Linked DNA regions of Homo sapiens: region 1 is linked to region 2. The links are chromatin loops, found by intact Hi-C in ENCODE. Cell type or tissue: Calu3. All regions are shown on one strand.

Region 1 (8,000 bases), 130 kb before region 2:
TAGCAATTAAATCTAATATAACTAAATGAAAGAATGTTATGGATTGTTGCTAGCTTAAAAATTGTTTTATAGAGTTAAATGTTATGTAAAGAAGAATTAACTAAGCTTTGTGGTTGATAACGTTGTATAGCATTATCCATAGTTCTTCTTCACATTCTCATATTTGTAAATTTGTAATATATGTTATTTATATTCAGTTTTATCTAAGAATTTTGAAGATTACAACATTTAATTGGGAAAGCCTCTTTTTAAAAGTAGAAGAGTTTTTACATTTTTATTGTATATTTATAAAAAGTGTTTTTATAAACAACTCGGTAGCTACTTTGAAGAAGATTTACTTAAATAAAATTACATCTCCCAGTTTATAGAACTAAGAATTCGTAATGAAACAGGAAATATGAAGAGTAATATCATTATCTAGCATCCAAATGTTGGACAAACTTTCCCATTCCAAATCCTTTGACCCCAGTGGAAACAATGACACCATACGCCACAGAAAAAGGTGTGGAGTGGCAGAAGAAGGCACAAGTGATGTTAGTAGCAGCCATGGGCCAGGGATGAGGGAGACATGATTAATCCTGTGAGCATGTGTTGGGGAAGATTCTGTGACTACAGGCAATGAGAATTGACTGTGGCTAACTTAAGGGAAAGAAATAAGCTTATTGGAAATAAATGTATTGGATATTTATGCCAATACTCTACTGAGTGCTTTAATGGGTTAACTATTTTTATATTTGCAACAACCCTGAAAAATATTTACAGATAGAAAATATGAGGTGCGAGATTGCGCCATTGCACTCTAGCCTGGGCAACAAGAGTGAAACTCTGTCTCAAAAAAAAAAAAAGAAAAAGAAAAAGAAAGAAAGAAAAGAAAATATGAGGCTCTGAAGGCAAATTCATATTCCACCTATAGCTGACTAAATATAGAGTGAGTTATATGTAACACTACTGAATGTCCTATATTGTAGCTAGTAAGTAATGACATTCCTGAATCAAAGGAAGAGCTGACTTGGGCCTTGGAAACAGCCCCAGAGATTTGGGTAGCAGGAACAAATGGCCAGCCCCTTTTCTCTGAATGAATCAGTGCCAATCATTGTGTCCCGCTGCTCAAGATTCAAATTAACTGGAAGGGGTGTGCCTGGCTCCTACTGTATCATGAACCCATCCCTTTAGCCAGGAAAGAAATGACAGAGCACCTTGAGTGACGATCCCAACCTGACTGCATGTAATGGAGAACGGGGTGGTTCCCCAAAGAACCACTAGAATGCCCCGTCTCTACTAAAAATACAAAAAATTAGCTGGGCATGGTGGCACATGCCTGTAGTCCCAGCTACTCAGGAGACTGAGGCAGGAGAATCACTTGAACCCAGGAGGCGGAGGTTTCAGTGAGCCGAGATCATGCCACTGCACTCCAGCCTGGGTACTTCTTGTCTTGTTGGGTGCCTACTGTGTACAAAGCACATTATATCCAACTCTGTGTATGTTATTTTCACTATATCACTTTTAAGATTATGTAACTTTGATGAAACACCAAAAGTGCAAGCAATGAAAGAAAAAAATAGATAAATTGGACTTCATCAAAATTAAAACTTTTTGAGCTTCCAAAGTTACTACCAATAAAGTGCAAAGACAACCACAGAATAGGAAAAAATATTTACAAATCATATATCTGATAAAAGACTTGTATCCAGAATATATAAAAGAACTCTTACCATGCAACAATAAAAACCCAAATGACCCAATTAAAAAGTGAACAAAGGTTCTCAGTAGATATTTCCCCAAAGAAGATACACAAATGGTCAATAAGCACATAAAAAGATGCTCAATATCATTAGCTGTCAGGGGAAGGCAAATAATGAGACCTAGAATAGCCAAAACAATCTTGTCAAGGAAGAAAAAAGTTGGAGGACTCACACTTCCAAATTTCTAAACTGTCTACAAAGCTATAGTAATAGAGACAGATGTACTAGAACTAGCATAACAATAGATACATAGATCAATGAAATAGACCTGAGAGTCCAGAAATGAACCCATACATCTTTGGCCAACTGATTTTCAACAAGGATGCCAAGACAATTCAATGGATAAAGAATAATCTTTTCAACAAATGGTGCTGGGACAACTGGATATCCACGTGCAAAATATAACGTTGGATTCCTATCTCACCCTATATACAAACGTTTAAAATGGAATAATGACCTAAATGTAAGAGCTAAAACTAGAAAACTCTTAGAAGAAAACATAGTCACGTATCTTCATGACTTTGAATTGAGGGGTGATTTCTTAGACATTACAACAAAAGCACAAATGCAACCCAAAACTACTTTTGATGAAATACAACTTTATACCCACTACAATGGCTATAATCAAAAGACAAAAAGCAACAAGTGTTGGTGAACGTGCAGAGATTTGGATAAATTGTAGTGATTACACATTGCTGATAGAATGTAAAAATGGTGCAGTTGCTTTGGAAAACAATCTGGCAGTTCCTCAAAAGATTAAACACAGAGTTACCATTTAACCCAGCAATTCCAGTCCTAGATACACCCAAGAGAAATGCAAACATATACAAATGTTCACTGGCAGCATTTATAATAGTGAAAAAGCTGTGGTGGGGAGGTGCAGAATTCAAATTTATTTATCAAATGTACTGATGAGTGGATACATAAAATGTAGTATACCCACACAATGGAATATTCATCAGTAAGGAGTAACGAAGTCCTGATACGTGCCAGCCACAACACAAATGAGCCTTAAAAACATGCTAAGAGAAAAATGGCAGTTACAAAAGACCATATATGATTCATTTTATTAAATGTCCAGCATAGTAAAATCTATAGAGCTAAGAAGCAGATCAGTAGTTGTCTAGGGCTGGTGGGATGGCTTGGGAAAAACTGCTAATAGGAAGCAACTGCTAATCTGCATGAGGTTTTTTGGTGAGGTGGGAGAGTGTGATGAAAATCTTCTAAAATTGATTGTGGTGATGGCTTCCCAACTCTGTGACTATATTGAAAACCATTGAGTTATACACTTTAATTGGATGAATGTTGTAGTATATGATTTATATCTAAATAAAACTTACATTTTTAAAAGATTGCATCAAACTCAATTCTCATATGTTATTAGTCCCAAGATGAGGGAGGCTGTTAACTCAATAAACAGTTTAATTCTCTAAAATATAAAGTACAAAGCTGTCTTGTTTCATAAAAATCTTAGTTTCAGATACATTAAAATATAGCCATGGTCACAATGCTAATATGTAGCAGCATTAATGGTAGTCCTGAGGCTGCACCTCTTGTTTGTACTTAATAAAAAATATATATAAATTTTTTTTAGCACAATATGTTTTTGGGATATTAGACCACAGAAACCTTTAACCCCCCAAACAACAGAGAAAAAGAAGGAGGAAAGTATTGAAATTCCTTTTGATGTACCATCTACTTTTTTGCATCTGGATCTCTCCTGGAAACCTCTCACTAAGGTAAGTAATGTGGGGTTTTTAGTCCATCCTGCTTGCATAATACACTATTTACTTTGCATGCATAGACATACATATACACACACTCTCTAAAAGTAGAGCAGCTCAGATTAACACAAGACTGTACAATTTGTGTTTATTCAACCAATAAATTCCTTGATTGGGAGGATTTTTAGTTTTATTTTATTTTTAATTGATACATGTTATTGTATATATTTACACAGATTTACTTTGTGTAATCTGTGTAATACACACATACACTGTGTATGATTTACACAGATTTACTTTGGAAAGCTGACAATGAAGAAGTATATGGTTGCTGATGTAGCTGATGTTTGCAATATACAGAAAAAGGGAGCAGAAAAACATTTCAGTCATTCTAACTGTGCCAATAACAATGATAAGTTTCAGAGTTCCTGGGAGAGCTTCAAGCTCTCATTATTTTTTAATTATTATTTTTGGATTCAGGGGGTACATGTGCAGGTTTGTCCCATGGTTATATTGTATAATTTTGGGGTTTGGGCTTCTGCTGAACCCATCACCCAGGTAGTGAACATAGTACCCAATAGGTGGTTTTTCAACCTTTGCCTCCCTTCTTTCCTTCCCCCTTACAAGTTATTTTGATGCCTCTTTAGATCCAGGTAGAAATCAAAATCATCATGAATTCAAGATTGATATTTCATGTATAAACAAGCCACAATTTCCAAATGGTGTGTGTAATAATTATCCAATAGCATGTCAGTTGCCTGAAAATTGGTTGGTGCTCAAGTTAGTCCAGAAAAGCTAATTTTCCTCCCTACTGTAGCCAAAATTCTGCCTATCAAAATTTTGCCTATCAATAGAAGGAACTGGTATTGTTCCTTCTGTACGTTTTTTGGGATATTAGACCACGGAAAGCTTGATAATACCTATGACCAAACAGAACTGAAAATTAACTGAATGAGAAGTTGTTTGTATTTATCTCACATAGCAGAGCTTGAAGAAAAGCAGTTTTAATTTGAGAAAAATATGGCTATGGACAAGATATGTGTGGAAAATATAAATGGACTTCAAACTTGATGGCTCTCTTTCTTTAGAATGTCTAGTTTTAAGTTTAACTTAATACTTTTCTTCTGATTTATAAATATCACAAGAATTATATTATTTTGTATTTGCTCCCAATGGAAGAGAGAACATGGAGGAATAAGAATATTGCTGAGATAACTGGGAAATAATTGGAAAGAGAAGATTATAAATTTGGGGGACTGGGGGTAGGATCTACTGAGCTATGAATAGTTCAAACAAACAACCCCAAACTCATCTAAGAATAATTGCATAGCATGTGGACAAACATCCTGAAGGAGAAAGGGCTGAGGGAGCTGTGAGGGAAAACTGTGAAGTGTGACAGTTTCTCTTTCCAGCCACCAGGATGCAGTGCAGGCCCAGGGCCTTCTGGAACTCCAGTGCATGTGTTCCTGAGAGGACTTGGAGGTGGCCAAGCAGATGCAAGGTCCCTGCACAACTTTCTGGGGTCTCATTTAACTGAATGATTTAGGGAACAGGGTAACAAGTAATTATTTTATATTAAAACTCTTAAGGATGTATTATGGAATACAATACAAGGCATTTTTCAGAAAGAAAATGACACATGAGAATTTGGGATGTGGAAATGTGTCCTCAGACAAGCTCCTTTCTGTAGCTGGGTTTAGAAATGTGGTTTAGGTGCTTTCCATGGAGGAAAGAAACTAGAAATTTGAGGGAGGAAAGGGAAGGAAGAAAAAAAAGGAGGTGGGTTTCCTTCAATATGGGAGCAGAAGGGAAAGGCAAGAATAAATTACCCAAGGATAATTTCAGGATATGTGGAAATAATCTTTGCTATATGTTCTCCCAAAAGGTAAGGCTGTCCAAGGGTGAAACAAGTTTAGACCACTGTCCAACCAAGATAAGCCTGAATGAAGACCATCTTCTTTGCAAAACACAAGGTAACTGCCTTTGCTTATTTAAAAAAAAAAAAAAGGCCGGGCGCGGTGGCTCACGCCTGTAATCCCAGCACTTCGGGAGGCTGAGGCGGGCGGATCACGAGGTCAGCAGATCGAGATCATCCTGGCTAACACGGTGAAACCCCGTCTCTACTAAAACTACAAAAAATTAGCCGGGCTTAGTGGCGGGCGCCTGTAGTCCCAGCTATCCCGGAGGCTGAGGCAGGAGAATGGCGTGAACCCGGGAGGCAGAGCTTGCAGTGAGCCGAGATCGTGCCACTGTACTCCAGTCCGGGCAACAGAGCGAGACTCCATCTCAAATAAATAAATAAATAAATAAATAAATAAATACATTTACTAATTTGAGTGTTAGTAGCTGATTATGACTAACGTGAGTTACTCACTAGGATAGTCTAATTTGTAAAAAGAATACAGAAAATCAAACCCTCCAATGTGGAACTTTATAATGGCAATAATAGCTATTGCCAACGCATTAAAATTGCCTATACACAAAAAAGATTCAGTTCATTTCAGCTTCTCAAAATATTTATTGAGCACATTTATGTGTCTTCAAAAACTCATTACATTAAAATAAAATGAAGCCCACTTAATGAATGTTACATGCTCAAAGAATAATGCTATAGGATGGAACACATCTGAAGTCTAGTAAAATAAGTTATGAAGTATCAAGAAACAAATTACCATTCTCAATTAGAATATAATTTTTAAAAATAATATTTATATGGCACCAAGATAAAACTGAATAAAGAAAGAAAACTGACTTTTAAATCTATCTCAACTCAACCCACACATCTTTGCTGAAATAATTGAAGGGGGCACATATAAGCTGTCAAAACTATTAAGATAAAGGTATGCATGAATATCCCACCTGGAGAGCAATGCATAATGAAAATGTTCGAGAATAACTAGCAATTGAAATATTTCCCAAACATTCGCCTTATCAAAAGGATTTCCATTTATGAATTTTTCAATGTTAAATGATAGAATATCTAAGAAAAACACATACCTAATACCCAGCTTGAGCAAAATTTCACTTTGAAGCCATGTGTTTTATTGATATAACCCAAAACCTCATGCTAAAAAATACTGATTCACTAAACTTTTATAGACATTGTCAAAGCATTATTAAAACATTGCATGCTGTTTCTCTATTAGGGCCTGCTTCATTCTAGAGGGAATCTAACGGGAGTTTTCTCCTTCTCCACCTCTCCTCCTCTTCCTTCTTTTCCTCCTCTTTTGTATTTGATCATTGGTTATAATGTATCACATTCCAGCCATGGTTCAGGTACGGTGCTACTATTGCACATACTTTCATTCATTTAACAGATATTTGTAATTTGCTTACTTTGTGCTAGGCCCCAGGGGTACGATGGTGAGCAAAAACAGATGCTAATGATCACAACAATCTGCAAGCTGGGAATTTCCATTACCATTTTATAATTAAGAAAACCAAGGCTGAGAGAGGTTAATATAACTTGTAAAAAGGTAACTTTATTAAATGTCCTAGTATTATTTTTTAACCTAATGAAAACAGGTGGCCAGGAGGATGAGACTACCTTTATCCAGTTTATAGGAAGGATATCAGTATCTCTTTTAAAGTGTGAGGGGTTTTTATTCATTTTTAACAACCACACTGAGGTATAATTGACATACAATGAACTGCATATTGTCAAAGTGTTTAATTTGATATGCTTTGACATATGTACACACCCATGAAACCATCAACATAATCAAGATAATGAACATATTCACCACTCCCAAAAGTTTATTCATAGAGGAATTCCCTTTGGGACACTTCCCTCCAGCACCTCCCTCACTCCCAGGCCACAACGGATCTACTTTCTGTCACTATACATTAGTTTTCATTATCTAGAATTTTATGTAAATCATACAGTATATACTCTTTTTTTTTTTAAGAGATGGGGGCTCACTCTGTCACCCAGGCTGGCATGGAGGGGCATGATCATAGTTCACTGCAGCGTCTAACTCCTGGGCTCAAGCAATCCTCCTGTCTTAGCCTCCTGAGTAGCCAGGACTACAAGCATGCGCCACCACATGCAGCAATCTGGCTTCTTTTAATCAGCATGATTATTTTAGAATTAATTCATGTTGTCTGAATGAATCCTTTTTATTACAGAGTGGCATTTCATTGTATGGATACACAACAGTGGTTTATCCATTCACCTGTTGATAAACATTTGGATTTTTAGCGTAGACCTATTACAAATAAAGCTTTTATGAACATTCATGTACAAGTCTTTGTATAGACATATGCCTTCATATTTTCCTGGGTACATCCCTAGGAATAGAATGGTTGTATTATATGGCAGGTGTATGTTTTACTTTTTCAGAAACTGCCAAAGCATTTTCCAGTTTTACCAGTTTACATTCCCACTAGCAGTGTATGGAGAGTTCCATTTTCTCCACATCCTTGCCAACAGTTGATATGGTTAATCCTTTTAATTTAACCATTCTAAAATATACAGTCGGATCTCATTTACACTTACCTAATGACTTAAGTTGTCAAGCAAATTTTCGCATGT
Region 2 (8,000 bases):
ATAACTTATTGAGAACTTATTGTTAGTGAAAGACTTTTCCTGGATTATCTCATGCTGAGAAATTATTCCTAGTATTATTTGAATGTTATAGATAAGGAAATGAGGCTCAGATAGCTTAAGCAATTGGCCCAAGGTCACAGGTCGTAAGGAACAGGGGCAGGAACTGAATTCAAGAGGGCTGAACCCAAGATCCAGGTCTTACCCACTGTGGCACAGAGTAGCAAATGTATCACAGCTGTGACCAGTGACATGCTGTATAAACAAGCTATGATTCGAAGCCTCTCTAACCCTTTACAGTGACAATATCATGCTTTGATTCACATAAGTTGGTACTAGAAAGCTTCTTAGAGATCATCTAGTACAACTCTTTCTATTTTCTTCAAAAGAAATTATGTTAGGATGAAGTTAAGTCATACCACCTGGAAAAGAAGTTTCTTTTTCCTCTATATCTCAGTTTTAGTGTGAATGGTCTAGGTCTTCAGGGTAAATTTGCTCCTCATGATCACTCAAGGACTGAGATTCCTTTTAGGAAATTGCTGTGCCCTCTCATAGGGCTTTGTCATCAAAGCGAGGCCACCATGTCCAAGTTCCAGCCAGCAAGAAGCGGGAAGAGAGCACGCACGAGGTACATCTAGGCTCAGCCTTCCAAAACCTTAATGAAAACAGAAGGGGAAAGGAGAAAGAAGCCCCAGAGGGCAGGAATAAATGGTGAAAAGAGAACATGACATTCCTTTGTTTTTGTGGTAGGAGGTGATATTATGGGCTGAAAGTAGAGAATTTTATCAGCCGGGGGTTAAAAAATATACACCAGAGAACAAAACTGCTTCATGTCTTTTCCCTCTTTTTTCTTTCTGTCCACCTCCTCTTATTACAAGTGTACTTACGAGGAAGGGAAAGGCTGGTGCATGTCAGTGAGCCAGCACCTCATCCCTCCAAAGAAAAGGAGCACTGAAAAGTGGGACGTGCTTTTATCCTGAAATGGTTAACAGGGATGCTGGGACTGAGGTTTTTCTGGTTAATGGAACTTTCAATTAAGCCATTGATCAGAAAATTATTTTGCTTGTTTTGTATCTTTAAGTAAATTTTTAAAAGTAAGTGATGCAGTCACATTGTTTAGAAATGAAAATGATATTAAAAGATATACACAGAGATGAGTATCAGAGGAACACACCCCTGTTCCCAATCCTGTTGTGAAAATGCACTGGTCAGTTAAGGAGATTATTTTATTCTGGCTACTGTAATAGTGAGAATGTTTATCAACAAGGAATGTTTCTAAGAGAAGGCAAGGGGCAGATAAGCAAGGGCGTCACCATGCATGGGTCTCATGGGATTCCTGAGAAGGACAGAGTTGGATCTTACCTCAGACAGCAGGTGCTCTTTGCTGGTTCCTGGCACACAAAGAATTGGGTATTTCTTTTTTTTGATTATTATTTTAGATGGAGTCTCTCTCTGTCACCCAGGCTGGAGTGCAGTGGTGCGATCTCGGCTCACTGCAACCTCCACCTCCCAGGTTCAAGCAATTCTCCTGCCTCAGCCTCCCGAGTAGCTGAAACTACAGGCGCCCACCACTACACCTGGCTAATTTTTGGATTTTTAGTAGAGACAGGGTTTCACCATATTGGCCAGGCTGGTCTCGAACTCCTGATCTCAGGTGATCTGCCTGCCTCAGTCTCCCAAAGTGTTGGGATTACAGGTGTAAGCCACCTTGCCCAGTGGGTTGGGAATTTCTTAACCTTCACTGTTTTCTGGAAGCACAGGGCTTAAAGTTTGACATTGTTAGTGTCTACCCCAAACTCCTCCTGCCCTCTATATGTGAATATTTTTATTGGTTTCTTACATGGTGACAGTATTTCCTAATACAAATGCAAGTAAGTATGAATATATATTCTTATCTTCCCCTTTCTTCCACAAAGAGTAGTATAAGTAAATATATCTTCTCCAAATTTCTTATTTCATTTTATTGTATATCCTGGATATCTTTCCACAATCATATGGAGAGTTTTTTATTTTCCTCATTTTCCCCACTGCGTAATGTTCCATTGTACCACAGTTATTTAACCAGTTCCCTATGACACTTGAATTACTTCTAACATTTTGCTATTATAAACAATGTTTCAGTTAATAACTAGTACATATATCGTACATGGACAGGCATAGCTCCAGGATACATTCCCAGAAGTGAGACTGGTGGGTCAAAGAGTCAATATATTTGTAATTTCTGTAAATATTGTCAAATTGCTCTCTATATGGGTTGGACTATTTTGTCTTCCTACCCGCATTGTAAGGGTGTGCTGTGTTCCCGCTGCCTTACCAACAGAGTGTGTTGTTAAGTGGAATTTTTCTAATCCCCATTTGTTAAGAAATACCATTTACAAGTAGTTTTAATTTGCACTTCTCATAAAAATATATATTTGATTCAACTATTGTGAAAAATAACTTAGAAACTAGCCAGGTGCAGTGGCTCATGCCTATAAGAGATCCCTCAGGGGATCCTCCTGCCTTGGCTTCCCAGAGTACCAAGACAGGAGGATCTCTTGAGGCCAGGAGTTCAAGACCAGCCTGGGCAACATAGCAAGACTCTGTCAGTACAAAAAAAAAAAAAAAAAACAATTAGGCAGGTGTAGTGGTGCACCTGTAGTCCCAGCTACTCTGGAGACTGAGGTAGTAGGATCACTTAAGCCCAGAAATTCGAGGCTGTAGTGAGCCATGACCATGCCACTGAACTCCAGGCTGGGTGACAGAGCAACAGAGTAACACATCGTCTCTAAAAAAAGAGAGAAAGAAAGAAAATACACTCTACAGAAGACATTAACCCTTTGAATAATCAATGATCAGTTTCTCATCCCCACCAGTGCAAGCCCAAGTGAGCACTGCCATGCCACAGGAAAGAGTATTATCACGGTGGAGAGCAGCGTGTCTCAGAGTTCATGACGCAAATTTTACCAAGTTTGAGACACTGGGACACTTTACCAAGAAGCTAAAGAGGCTTCTTTATTTAATGACTCCTCAAAGCCTTTAAAACTTTTCTTTTTTTTTTTTAATGGATCGCTAGGAGGGGAGAATTTTGGACTTTAGTGGATCCCTTTTCTCAGAGAGTCTTCCATAGTTTCCTTGGAACACATTTTGGGAAACATTGCTGGAGAAGGTTTAGGAGGTTGAGTTGAATTTATACCCAGTTAAAGGCCAACCCTGAGAAGTCATTTTATTTAAGATAAAATCCCTACTGTTTTCTTATAACTTCTTTTTTTCTAATAATAGAGAAAAGGGGAGGATCTTGGTTAATGGAAGGTTTTTATTAGTTGGATTACCTGAGGTACAGGAGTCAGAATCCAGCCTTGGTTAGCGTCCCTCAGGGCCAGCCCAAGGAAATGAAGACATTGGCAAACTGCTGTGTCTTAGGCCTCTTTACTCCTTGGCTGGTTTGCTTAGTGCCCCCATCACAAACAAGCTGGCAGGGAAAGATCTGAAAACTCATTTGCTCTAAGATGGTGTTTGTTCATTTGCTCAGTTGAACAAATTGTTACTTATTGAACAATTTCTAAATTTATTGCTTTGTGCTGGGTCCCTGAGGTGGTCCCAGAAGAAATGTAAGGCTCCAGTGCACTCTCCAGCAGGCCCTGATCTCCTTAGGAGGGTAAAATATGCCCAGCAGTGAGCTAACAATGTAAGTGTGATTAAGTGGCAAGATGAGACTTAGGATAATGTTACTTCTCCCGGGTAGCTCCTCTCTTGGGAGTCTGCTTTTTAACCCTCTGGTTAATGCTTTATTGGGAGCTCTAGTTGTGGAATTTCCTAAATTCCACAAGCCAAGATAAGGAGGTATTTTCCTTCTTTTCTTTTTTGGTGAGCAGTTGTTCTCTTGTAGTTGGTTCTGGATGACTCCCACAGTGAGGCCAGCCAGCTGCTTTTGGGCATCAGAGAGGGCTGCCTGCTGGGCCACCATGGGTAATGCTTCTGTAGCCTTTAGCTCCACCTAAGGTGTATCTCTGCTAATTGCAATAATCTTGTCAATAATATACAAATGAGGGAGAAAAGGCCTAGTCTACTTTATTTTTTTGTCCCAGTTCTCTTTTCACCTCCAAATTTGTCTTTAGTACATTGTGGCCACAAATTCCTTTGGCAGAAGGTAAAATAAGTAGGTTCTCAATTTGAGCACTGATGAGTAGTTTCTTGGAGCAGTCTAAAAAGAAATGTGGTTTTTGACAGCAGCTAAAAAGAGGACATATTAGAAATGCCAAATTGCTGTTATAAAGAACTGGCTTCTGGCAAGGGACTGAACAATTCAGACTTCAAGGATATGTAGACATGTTTTGAAAGTTCTTGTTTAAATATGATCTCAGGAAGTTAGAAGCAGGAAGTCAAGCCAACTAGATAAACTTTAAATGCATACGACTTCATCTTGAAATCTTACTCACAAAAAGTAGTTTTATAATAAAATACTGTGGCCAAATGCTTATTTACAAAGATGTTTGTCTCAACATTATTTATAGTGGTGAAAAATTTGAAAACCATTTCAATGTCCAGTGGATAAATGGCTGATTAAATAAACTCAAACAGGCATAAAAATTATGAAAAACAAAGTCTCATTCTGTCACTGATATAGTTTGGATATTTATCCCCCCCAAATCTCATATTGAAATATAATCCCCAGTGCTGGAGGTGGGGCCTGATGGGAGGTGATTGGATCATGAAGGGGAATTTTTCATGAATCGTTTAGTACCATCCCCTTGGTGCTGTCCTCATGATAGTGAATGAGTTATTGTGAGATCTGGTTGTTTAAAAGTGTGCGGTACCTTCCCCCACTCCTCTCTCTTGCTCCTGCTCTTGCCATGTGACATGCCCGCTCCCACTTTGCCTTCTGCCATGATTATGGGCTTCCCCAGGCCTCCCCAAAAGCCAGGCAGATGCCAGCACCATGCTTCCTGTAAAGCCTAGAGAACCGTGAACCAATTAAACCTCTTCTTTGTAAATTACCCAATCTCAGGTATTTCTTTTTTTCTTTTTTTTTTTTTTTTTTTTGAGACGGAGTCTCGCTCTGTCGCCCAGACTGGAGTGCAGTGGCGCCATCTCGGCTCACTGCAAGCTCCGCCTCCCGGGTTCACGCCATTCTCCTGCCTCAGCCTCCCGAGTAGCTGGGACTACAGGCATGTGCCACCATGCCCGGCTAATTTTTTGTATTTTTCAGTAGAGATGGGGTTTCACCATGTTAGCCAGGATGGTCTCGATCTCCTGACCTCGTGATCCACTCGCCTCGGCCTCCCACAGTGCTGGGATTACAGGCGTGAGCCACCGTGCCCGGCCAGGTATTTCTTTATAGCAACAAAAAAAGGCCTAACACAGTCACCCAGCTGGAGTGCAATGGTACAGTCATAGCTCACTGTACCCTCGAAGTCCTAGGCTCAAGTGATTCTCTCACATTGGCCTCCTAAGTAGCTGGGACTACAGGCATGCACTATAACACCTGGCTAATTTTGTGTGTGTCTGTGACGGAGTCTCGCTCTGTCGCCAGGCTGGAGTGCGGTGGCGTGATCTCGGCTCGCTGCAACCTCCGACTCCCTGATTCAAGCTATTCTGTCTCAGCCTCCCTAGTAGCTGGGATTACAGGCATGCGCCACCATGGCCGGCTAATTTTTTGTATTTTCAGTAGTGACGGGGTTTCACCATGTTGGCCAACACCTGGCTAATTTTTTCATTTTTTTGTAGAGATGGACTCTCACTATGTTGCCCAGGCTGGTCTTGAACTCCTGGCCTCAAGGGGTCTTCTTGCCTCAACCTCCCAAGTACTAGGATTACAGGTGTGAGCCATCGTGGCTGGCCAAAAATTGGGTTTTTAAAGAATTCTCTCTTTTTTTTTTTTTTGAGGTGGAGTCTCACTCTCTTGCCCAGGCTGCAGTGAAATGGCACAATCTCGGCTCACTGCAACCTCCGTCTCCCAGGTTCAAGTGATTCTTCTGCCTCAGCCTCCCGCCTAGTTGGGATTACAGGCACCTGCCATCATGCCCGGCTAATTTTTGTACTTTTGTGGAGACGGGGTTTCACCATGTTGGCCAGGCTGGTCTCGAACTCCTGACCTCAGGTGATCCGCCGGCCTGGGCCTCCTAAAGTGCTGGGATTACAGGCGTGAGCTGCCACGCCCGGCCAAGAATTCTTTTTTTTTTTCTTTTTGAGACGGAGTCTCACTCTGTCGCCAGGCTGGAGTGCAGTGGTGCAATCTCAGCTCACTGCAATCTCCGCCCCCTGGGTTCAAGCGATTCCCCTGCCTCAGCCTCCCGAGTAGCTAGGACTACAAGCGGGTACCACCATGCCCGGCTAATTTTTTGTATTTTAATAGAGACAGGGTTTCACCATGTTGGCCAGGATGGTCTTGATTTCCTGACCTCGTGATCCACCCACCTCTGCCTCCCAAAGTGCCGGGATTGCAGACATAAGCCACTGCTCCTGGCCAGGAATTCTTAATTCTTGTCTATATTGTTTAGAATATATATATATGTGCATAGAAAAAAACACTGTAAGAAAATACTATTAACATGTTAACAGTGGATTTCTCTACTAATAATGATTTCTATTTTTAAATTTCTTTTTCTTCCAGAACTTCTATAGTAAGAATGTATCTCATCTTCATAATCAGAAAAAATTTTAATGAGTATTACTTTTAAAAATAATTTATATCTAACTATATAACATTAATGTTATGAGAATTAAAACAATGTAGCTTAAGTAGAACGAATTGTTATTGTGTTTTTGTTGTAAACATTGTTCCTGTCCTTGAAAAGGCTAAGTATATTTGTAGTAATAAAACCATGTAGAGTTTTTTTTTTCTGTGCTTCTATGACATATGGCTTACTGTTAGTATTTCTGTGAGGCAATTGAAAAGCTGTTCTCCATCATTGTTTACCAAATTTTCACAAATCCCTCTTGGAAAAACTAGTTGAAATCATGGTAATGCTAAGAAACCCTAATCCTCCTCCACCTACTCTCCTGGGCTTAAAAAAACATTCAATGCTAGGCTGCATGATCTAAAATAAACCTCCAGGGCAAAAGATTAAATTAGGGACTGGTTTGCTGCCCAGCAAGCCTGACATAGGATAGTCTTCTTACTGTTGCAATGAAACAAAAGTGGAAAAAGAATAGAAAAACCTAAGCAGTTCATAATTAGCCAGAGCAATTGGATGAATTCAGCAACTTCTATGTAAGTTAGAAACACACAAGACATTGTCCTATTATCCAGAAAAAGCCACTTTACTGTCTTAAGATTTTAAGTAAACATTTCCAAGTTGGTGCCAGAGGCATTAAAGAAATGGCAAACCTGTTTCTTTAAAATAGCATCAAAATCTTTTTTACATATTGAGCAGCAAAGCTGGAGGGGCCTCTTTCATGTATAGCAGCAAATTCCAGTGCTTCATTCAGAATTAAATCGTTTACCTCAGGGTTCCAGACAGTCTGGAACCCCAAAGTAAGCCCTTTTCCCAGGTGGCAGCTTGGTGTAGAGAATAGAGAGTTTGAAAACTCAAAAGCACCCGACAAATATAAGGGCTTATTATCTTTCTTCCCCAACTATGGAGCAGTCAAGAAAAATTAACCCTCTCATTTGTTACCCTCAATAACAGGGTTTAACTGATCTGTAGCCACGGATGGCTCAGATAATTGCCCTAATTAGTTTGGCACGAAAAGAGGTTGGGGTGGGGGATTTGGAGCTCAAATAATTAAGGCAAAATAAAAAGAAAAGAAAAAAGAGCTTATGCCTTACAGATTTGACATATGGATTCCAGATGTTATGGAAGACATTTTACTGCTAAGGCTTTTAGGCCACTTTTTTGTGGTTAAGGACAGGATTGGAAGGGAAGGCCTCAAGGCAGAACAGCCTGAAAAAGGAGGGAAAGATCCTACTGATCATTACTGAACACCTCAGGGTGTATGTATGTGTACCGGTATATATCTCCAAACTGAAAACTAGCAGCAGGGTCTTAAAATGCCCCTAGACTGGGGGTGTTGGGGGAAGG

What was found. Hi-C counts contacts between places; a loop is a spot of excess contacts. Peaks named below come from ENCODE experiments on the same cell type or tissue, not always from the same donor. Only the 100,000 strongest peaks of a DNase experiment are listed, where the experiment ranks them.
Region 1: it touches region 2 in a loop (13-fold over the local background); 91 of 110 quality-filtered maps call a loop at or near these places.

Annotation. Positions count from the first base shown.
Region 1 is chr1:85,104,697-85,112,696 of GRCh38, forward strand. It overlaps DNAI3 (dynein axonemal intermediate chain 3), which reads left to right. Exons shown (of 23, transcript NM_145172.5): 15 at 3,337-3,481; 16 at 5,352-5,439. Among named protein-coding and RNA genes, the nearest start is that of MIR4423, 25 kb to the right of the region's middle. In Calu3, a CTCF peak has its summit at 4,895; a DNase peak (open chromatin) is centred at 4,895.
Region 2 is chr1:85,236,568-85,244,567 of GRCh38, forward strand. All of the region lies in intron 2 of LOC105378821 (a long non-coding RNA gene), which reads left to right. Among named protein-coding and RNA genes, the nearest start is that of C1orf52, 19 kb to the right of the region's middle. RefSeq lists a silencer at 3,930-3,999. In Calu3, no CTCF peak of the experiment used is centred here; a DNase peak (open chromatin) is centred at 3,934.